Regions from separate parts of the Homo sapiens genome. Here all the other regions are linked to region 1. The links are chromatin contacts, found by Hi-C or POLR2A ChIA-PET in ENCODE. All regions are on one chromosome and are shown on one strand. Each heading gives the region's core, a stretch centred on a gene start or an enhancer-like site at or near the end of the contact. The rest is flanking DNA. Distances are from core to core; before and after follow the strand shown. Region 1 holds the start of MRPL14 (mitochondrial ribosomal protein L14). Region 2 holds the start of MEA1 (male-enhanced antigen 1). Region 3 holds the start of TBCC (tubulin folding cofactor C).

Evidence for each region. A loop is a pair of places that touch in the nucleus more often than their neighbours do. ChIA-PET counts read pairs that join two places held with the same protein, here RNA polymerase II (POLR2A). Pooled maps may share reads with other maps.
Region 2: a pooled map shows a loop between it and region 1 (4-fold over the local background). The contact joins the promoter of MEA1 here to the promoter of MRPL14 in region 1. A Hi-C loop is called at or near these places in 5 of 50 pooled maps. POLR2A ChIA-PET finds 5 or more read pairs at or near these places in 3 of 52 experiments (B cell, K562 and T-cell).
Region 3: a loop to region 1 is called in a pooled map, with 15 times the contacts of the local background. The contact joins the promoter of TBCC here to the promoter of MRPL14 in region 1. A Hi-C loop is called at or near these places in 6 of 50 pooled maps. POLR2A ChIA-PET finds 5 or more read pairs at or near these places in 2 of 52 experiments (AG04449 and PC-3).

The regions. Positions count from the first base shown.
Region 1 is chr6:44,126,179-44,128,878 of GRCh38, forward strand. It overlaps MRPL14 (mitochondrial ribosomal protein L14), which reads right to left and starts at 1,274. Exons shown (of 3, transcript NM_032111.4): 1 at 1,166-1,274. TMEM63B (transmembrane protein 63B) reads left to right here and starts at 1,376. Exons shown (of 24, transcript NM_018426.3): 1 at 1,376-1,500. RefSeq lists silencers at 1,007-1,066, 1,097-1,146, 1,167-1,566, 1,607-1,716, 1,897-2,056.
Region 2 is chr6:43,012,542-43,015,241 of GRCh38, forward strand. It overlaps MEA1 (male-enhanced antigen 1), which reads right to left and starts at 1,405. Exons shown (of 4, transcript NM_014623.4): 1 at 1,245-1,405; 2 at 574-848; 3 at 385-487; 4 at 1-80. The coding sequence starts at 1,272. KLHDC3 (kelch domain containing 3) reads left to right here and starts at 1,708. Exons shown (of 11, transcript NM_057161.4): 1 at 1,708-1,807. RefSeq lists a silencer at 1,277-1,326 and an enhancer at 1,537-1,656.
Region 3 is chr6:42,744,683-42,747,382 of GRCh38, forward strand. TBCC (tubulin folding cofactor C) reads right to left here and starts at 1,421. Exons shown (of 1, transcript NM_003192.3): 1 at 1-1,421. The coding sequence starts at 1,391. The coding sequence ends at 351. It also overlaps a transcript of BICRAL not described here. RefSeq lists enhancers at 910-1,069, 1,130-1,209, 1,240-1,449, 1,514-2,477 and a silencer at 2,420-2,479.

The DNA of each region.
Region 1 (2,700 bases), core at 24-2,523:
ATTTTTCTCACTGCGACCTACAGAAACACACTGTAGAACACCTCCTAGTACACTCACACGTGTGTGTACACCTGAAGTGTCAAGAAACAATACCCTAAGTGCAACACCCTCTGATATTTTCTATTTCAAGTGGCCGTGATCTACTAAACTGATTTCCAACTCACCAATAGGATTCAGTTTGAAAAACACTGCAATAAATCAAACCTTACAGTTGCATTCCACAAGCTACTAATGAACTCTTGAAAATCCAGCATACAGCAGAGACGCTGACCAACTACAAGATCCAAACCCCCCAGGTGGGCAGTGTCCTTCTGTTCAGCAGTGGCAGTTCCCCACCACCACCAGCCCTGAGAGTTAATTATCTCCCAAACTCCCAGAGTTTCCCAAGTAGCCTGAGGTGTCTGTCATATGCCCTTTTAACCTCTTTATAAATTCAGTCCCGTCCGTCTCTTACGGTGGCAAAGTTCATTTATCGTCGGCTGTGGAAAGCAATACTTCCTTTTTGTCCCCTCCAGGAACCAGAAATTAAATGACCAGGTTGGTGCCCGTTGTGCCTTTATGATCTATTTGTGTGGGTGATATATAGAAAGAGTCTCAGTCTCTCCCTTCATCTTTCCAGTCTTAATCACTGGTAGATGCAGTCTCTGGTGAAATAAGAAACCAGGGAACCCCCTGGCCTGGGGGAGGGCGCACTCATCAGCGTTGACAGAGTGAAAGCAAAAACTCAATCCTCACACCACAGAGGCGTCTGGCTAACTCATCTCCAGACCTAAGTTGGGAAAGGGGAGGGGAGCGCGGAAAGCGGAGAAGCCGGAGGAGACGCTCCGGAGTGACCAGCGACGGCTGAACGCAGCCCGCCCTCCCCAAGTCGACGCCGCAACCCGGGGAAAGCAGGTGAGCGCCGGCCACGGACTTGGGGGTCGCAGAAGCAGCCCACGGAGAGCGGAAGGGAGGAGGATCCGGGTAAGGGGCCTCCCCTCCCCGTCGGGACCCCCCTCCCCGTCGGGACCCCCCCCTCCCCGTCGGGACCCCTCCCACTGACGCTCTGCCTCCCACTCTGGCCTCTCCTCACTCACCCCGGGGAGTGGGCCTCCCCTACTGCAGAGAAAGGAAGAGGAGAAGGAGGGAATGAGGACTTAACGCCCACCCCTGCCCCCCACCATACCGCTCTCGCCGCCCGGGAAAATCCCGCCGCGGGCCCCACCAGCCAAGCGCCGCCTTCGCCCCACGCGGCCTCTTCCTAGCGCCTGCGCGCCAGGCCCAGCCCGGCGGACGCGATCTGAGAGTGCGCGCGCACCTTGCGTGCGCCGGCGTGCGGGGCGGGACCTGCGGGGCTCCGCCCCCTCCCCCTCCCTCCCCCCGCTCCCCCTCCCCCATACACTGCCGCGGCCGCCGCAGGAGCCCGGAGCTCGAGCCGCCCAGCGACTCCCCCTCCCCCTCCCCCAGCCCCGCCCCGCCCCAACCCGGGGCTCCGAGCCGGAGCCGAGTCTGCGCCTGGGGGTGAGTACGCGACCCCTACCCAGCCCTCGCTCTTTTCTTCGAAGATCCCACCACCACCCAAAGAAAAAACCTGGACTCAGCTGCGCGTCCCCTCCCTTCAACCTCCTGCGGGACCCAGAGGTGCCCGGGCCCGCGGGACCCAGGGGTGGCGCGCGCTGCCCCCAACCCCGCACCATCCCGAGCCAAATGTGAGTCCTCCAACCCCTGCCGGAGGTCCAGATACGCGCCGCCGGCTCTCCCCAGCCCCGGGGAGATCCCAAAGGGTGGGACCCCCGCCCCCGGCCCCCGAGTGCCACTCTTCTCCCACCTGCCCGGTGCAGGTGCGCGTCCCCTGCGCGACCCTCGGGGGTGCCAGCTGCGCCCCGCCTGTCCGCCGCCGTTTGGGGAACTAGCCGCCCCCGCCCCCGAGTTTTGGACCCCGGGGTCGCCAAGTCCGATGCCTTCTGTGCCTTTTATTTTTTCTGCTGCTCCCGGGGGCGAGTACACCCGAAGCCGGTCCGGGGTAAGGGCTCGGGCTCGGGCAAGGGCAGGGTTCGCAGGTGCTGGCACGAGGCCGGCCGCTGCCCCCGGCTCTGGGGACTGACTGGTCGGCGGGCTGGAGAGGCGGCCGGCCCCGGGAGCGTGTCCTCTCCTTGCGCCCCACACAGTGCAGTTCATTCATGAGCCGCCCGGGCCTGCGTTGGAGGGTGCGGTGGGGAAAAGATTCAGACGCGAAACCGAGAGTGGGGCAAAGGCCCTGTTGTGGGGAGGGGGCGCCGCTTTGTCCCTCCTGGCTGTCTTGACCGCCTAAGGCGGACAGTCCCAAAGCTTGGCACCTTGTTCCCCAGAAAAGGAAAGGACGCTTGGGAAGTGGGGAGGAGAGGTCAGAGGGGCTGGCTGCCCTTGGGGCGCTGTGCTGCCCCCTGCCTGGGTCCCCTGGGCAGAGGTCTGGCCGCTCGGGGCAAGCCTGAGCACTCCACCGCCCTGGGGGGCTGGGGCTTGCCTACCCATTACCAGTCTGCAGCAGCCGGGGAGCAATGAGGCTGTGCCCAACACCTGCTGAAGAGGGGCCCATCCTGCCTCCCAGGCCAGGGTGAGGTGGGGAGTGGGAGTGTCAGCCAGGCTTCAAGTGGGGGTGTGCTGGCAGCGTGATTGTCCTCCAGGGCACCAGAGGGTCCAGGCCTTGGCATGCCCCAGGTGGCACATGCTGGGGCCTGCTGT
Region 2 (2,700 bases), core at 155-2,654, 1.1 Mb before region 1:
TATCTCCCGAGCCCAGGCAGGAACCCCTGGCGCAGGCAGGCTTACTCCAGCCATTGTCCTTTTCACCAGCTCTACATGTTCTGAAATCAGAGCCAGAGGCCATTCAGGCATAGAAATAATGGGACCAGCTCCCCTCCCCAATCCCCGAATCAACCCAGAGCCCTTGGGCTGCTAGGGTCACCAAATCCACCTTGTTACTTTAAGGCAAGCCTGCCCATCCCCAAAGCTAGCAAAAGAGCATTTCACTTGGACTCTGAAGTCTACAAAATCTTAGTTTACAAACTATCTTTTTAGGATAGGGTCTTCCTCTGAAACTTCCTTCTACTGACTCATGCCAGTTCATTTCCTTAGTAATTATTCCAGAATGAAAGAATGATCTTTTACCTGGGTCCATGGGAATAGAGCTGTGGTTGTTCAACGCTGTAGCTCCCTCCTCATCTTCATCTTCACTCTCTAATGGTGGGTCTGGCAAATGAAGCCCCAGGGCCTGCAGAGCCACAGAAGACCGTTTGGGTCTAGGCTTTCAGGGAGCCCAGCTTCACCTGTTCAGGAACCATCCCTCCTCCACCCTACCTGGATTCGATCCTGGATGTCAGCAACTACATCTCCATCCCCCACTGGTGCCAGTTCCACCTCCTCTTGTTCAGGATCTTGGTTCAGGGGCTGGTAGGAGTAGCCAGCTGGGCCCGACCCCGTTTCCTCCTGCTCTTCCTCAGGCTCCTCACTGCTCCAATCCCCAGTGCCTTCTGAAGGGCCCTGATGTCCCAGTTCCTCAGTCTGATTGGGGAAGATACGCTCAGGGCCCATGGTGTCTCCTCCTAGAACTACTGTTGCCATCCGGGCAGGGGCTGCAAGAACAGGGAGGCGGTAGGACAGGGATCGGATGAAACCAGGCCCATCTTCATCCTCTCATCATCTCCTTGTAGTCTCCTGCGTGCAAAAAACCAGCTCCTCCCCGAGGCTCCTGCATCCTCCACCCCTCCGCCCCAATTCCAGCCTCTCGTTCCTCCCCCTCCTAAGTCGGGGTTCTTATCTTGAACCAGGCCCCACCAACTTGCTCCGCCACTTCCTAGTTAAACGCCCAACCGGAGGCCCTGCCACCTCCTAAAAGACACCCCTTCCAGAACCCCGGCTCCCCGCGCCACGCCTCCCCCGCGACTTGGGAACTCTGGGTCATCAGACTCCCCTAAACAGGTCGGCGTACCCGCCCCCTTCTCCCCTCTCCTAGAGGACCCCCTCTGTACCGCCTGACAGATGCCTTTCAGGCCCCATGGGCTCCCCTCAAATGGCCCCAGCTGCAGCGTCCCCCACCCGCCCCCATCCGAATCCCGGCGCCGGTGTTCCCGCGCGCCTCACCCGCTCAGAGCCCGCGGCCTCCACTTCCGGCGGGGCAGGACGTGCAGAGGTGCCTAGTCCTCCAGCCCCGCCCCATATCCATGATTGACGCTGGCGAGGACGAGGAGTCCGCCCCTTGCCCCGCCTCCGTCATTCCCAGCCCAAAAAACAAAGGACTGCATTACCCAGTGGCCTCCTCGGTCTCGACACATATTTGCACATGCGCAGAATCTCTCCTACGCCCCTGCCCACTCCTCAGCCCTCTCGTCCCTCAGGAAACGTATGGACTACAAGTCCCGAAATGCCTCCGGCACTTAGCTACGACTGCACGTGCGCGCACAGCTGCCCGCCGGAAGAACCGAGCTTGGCTGTGTTTATCTCGTTGGGGACTAAGGCGTCGGTTGGCGCGCAACGGGTTCTAGGCTGCAGGCAGCTCGAGGACCCGCGGCCCCGCCCCGGCTCGGCCTGGCAGGTAGCCTGGGATGGGTAGAAGGGCAAGGGAGAATTAGGGGGCTTAGGACGTGCTGTCTGGAGCTGGAGTGGCGGGGGAGGGGCCTGAGAGTGATGAGGTGGGGGTGGGGAGGGAGCTAGGGGGATGATGGGAAAGGAGAGTGTTAATGGGGAAAGCAGGGCTAGGGGAGGATGGCGAGGAGATGGGTAGGAGAGACCTGGTGTCTGGAGGAAGCAATGAAGGAAATGGGAAGGAAGACTGGGCCATGAAAACAGGGAAGCTGAGCATAATGGAAGGGGAGGGGTGTCTGGCGTGGTGGGCTAGGGGAGGCCGGAATGTCTGGAAGAAGACAGGGATAGAGTCATATGCAGAGAGGGGTATCGTGGTCAGTGCATGCTAATTTTTCTTTCCTTAGTGGAGGTGGGAAAATGGAGGGCTGTTGGGTGGAGCTTGGAATGGTAGGAGAAGGAAAAATGAGAAAACTGCAAAGCTCTCACGAGATCAAGAAGGGCGAGAAATGGGGAATAAAAAATGCAAGAGACCAGGCGGGTAGATACATTAAGGGAATAGAAGAAGTTTGAAAATGCTTGGTGGTGATGGAGGACTGGGGAGACCCAGGGATAAGAGGAGCCCCTGAGCGCCTGGGGGCTTGTTCTCCTTGAATTTGAGTTGTTTATATGGCAGAGAAACTAAAATTTTTTTTCTCCACCTTTGGCTGGAATTGCTTATCTCCTCTCCTGTGCATATTTTACTTTACCTTGACATATCTGAAGGGAAGAATAGAGAATATAAGGGAGGATGGAAGACTTCCATTCTTAAGCCCATCGACCTCCTAACAGTCTCCACAAGCCCAGACCCAAGATATTTTGGAGAGCGGGAGTAATGAAGTGAGAGTAGCTTCCTGCTGGGGCTAT
Region 3 (2,700 bases), core at 171-2,670, 1.4 Mb before region 1:
ATCACCTGAGGTCAGGAGTTCGAGAGCAGCCCGGACAACATGGCGAAACCCCGTCTCTACTAAAAATACAAGTTCGCGTGGTGGCGCGCGCCTGTAATCCCAGCGCGCCACCACGCTGGGGGACGGAGTAAGACTCAGTCTCAAAGGCATGACGAAAATAGCAAAAATGCTTTAGTGTTATACCTGTTACGAATTTAATGGAAATTACAAGTAGGAGCCCATTACAATCTCTAGCCTTAAAATGCTGAAAACATACACAGTGTGACAATAAGTAAACTTCGAGACCCAATAAGGGGGAAAGTCCAACGTGGAAAGTATTTGGTAGGAGTGAAGAACAGAGTGACAACTGCTTAGTCCCACTGGATATTTCGCTCCTCTTCAGGAAGAATACTCCAGTTTGGGGAGGCCATATCCCGGGCCAGCCAGTTAAAATCGTCAACATCGTTCCAGTTATTTTTGCTCCTATCTAAACCAGAGCTCTCGAAGTCCTTGTCGATCTCCGGGTAGCTCCAGGTGTAAGGGGCGAACTGGATCCCACTGCAGTCCTCCACGATGGCCCTGCTGGTCACCTGCAGGAAGATGCGGGTGTCTTTCGTACTGTGTATGCGGAGCTGTTGGCAGGCCACTGCCAGCACGCAGTCACTGCAGTCCTCCAGGAAAACAGAGGTAGACACCGGACCGCAGAGCAGCTTGCAGCTGTGGGCCTTGGTTAGCCGCAGGGTGTTGGGATTTCCATACAGTCTGACCGTGCAGTTGCTCAGTTCGGTCAAAAGAACGTCGCGCTGGTGCAACTCGCTGGCTCTCTTCTCCAAGACTTGGGACTCCAGGTTGGAGAAACCGCAGACCCAGCTGGGGCCGAGGTCTCCTTCCGCCTTCTTGGGCAGCGGGGAGTCCTGTATGCTTTCAACTGCCGGGGGGATGCCAGGAGCCGCGTCTACTTTGGTAGACGAAGCAGCATCCTTTCCCCGGGTCTTGAAAGCGAAACGCTTCTTGGGCTGCAGCCCCCGGCGCCGCTCGGCCAAGGCCGCCTGCAGCCGCGCCAGCGCCTCTTGTCCCTGCCGCAGGTCGTAAGCGGCTAGGAAAAAAACTGAGTCGTTGATTAGTTTCTGCAGCCCCTGGAGCCGAGAGGCCGCCTCCTCCAGCCGCTCGACCGACTCCGCGCGCTCCAGAAGCTCTTCCACGGCCGCTCGCTCCCGAACAAAGGTGGCGACGAAAAAGTGGCTGTTCTCCTTCTCTACCTCCTGGTTCTGCCGCTTTTGTTTCCGCCTTTCAACTTCCAGCTGCCGTTCTTGTTCGCGTCTCTGAAGCCGCTCAGGCACCAGGCTCAGGTCCCGCTGGGACTCCATGTCTCCGGTCCTGACAGCAGCAGCGGAGCAACTGACGGACTCCATATTGGCTTCAAGCTTCCTCTCTCTTGTCTTCCTTCCTCCGGGCGCGCTGTCCGTGAGGCCTCCCACCAACGCGTCCGGTGATTGGCCTAACATGATGATGTCAGATCCCCGGCCTTATTTTCTTCGCCTATTGGTTCCTCTGCGTCGGAGGGGGCGGGGAGATGGGGCGGGGCCGACTGACTATGGGGGTGGGAAGACAAAGGTTCTTGTGGATGGGTGGGGTGGGAGGCAGGCGGGGGAATCTTTTTTTTCCTCTTAAAGGGGCAGGACTTATATCCGGGATTGTGGGGTGAGTTGCAGCAGCGGCAGCTGCACATGTGGGTTTGTTTATAAGAACAAGGTTAGAAACTCGCAGGCCTCCCCCTCCCCCCAGCTCCTCCCTACTACCCCCTTACAGGCCGGAGATCCGCTACTAGGGGTGTGGGTGGGAGGGATGAGTGCGTGTGGTGGGTTGGGGGGACAGGTAGTGGTGAGAAAGATGGAGCGGGGGGGAATATTGCACCGCCTGGCCCGCGCCGGAGGAAGCAGCAGCTGGAACAGCTGGCTGGGGAGCCGCTTGCATGCCTCCGGTTTTTTCTTTTCCCTTCCACCACCCCTTCCCCCAACCCATTTCTGCCTCCCCGTAGCCCTCATCCTTACCGCCCCCCTCCCCCCTATCCACTGCAGTTCGGCGCGGCCTGGGGGCTCCTGGATCCCCGCAGGCAGTTACTAGGGCAGGAGAAGGCAAGGGGCACTGCGATGGGAGAGACTGGGTTCCTCACTGCAACCTGGTTCGAGGGGCCCTGGGGGAGTCCATAAAAGGATTACTATTTTTTTGGCCAATTGCTGCAGTCGGAGGGGTGGGGGCGGGGGAAGGTGAGATCCACACCCCCTTCCTCTTTCTTCCCTGCCCTCCCCGAGCTCGGTCCCGGCCACTCCCTCCGCAGCTGGGCGTCGCCGGCCGCGCTGGGGTGAGACCCTAGCCCCGGGCTCCGTGGCTCTCTGGGGCGGTCGGTCTTAGGAAAGCGGTGGGAGAAGCGGTACATTATTTCTAGGGGTGGTGGGAGGGATTTGTCACCGGAAGTGAATGGCCTAGCCTAAAGTCGGGACCAACCCGAGGTGTGGGTGGGCAGCCAAGACGGCGCAGTCACTGGCAAAAACCCGAGGCAGCGGGCAGGGCGAGAACCCGAGACGCAGCCGCTGCCCGGGCGCGGCAGCCTCGCATGCTTCGCTCAGATCTGCGGAGCTCCCGAACCTCTTTAACCCTGCCCGCCCTTCCAACCCTAGGTTTCCTCCTTATATCCCCAGTTCCCAGCCTCCATCGTTTAAA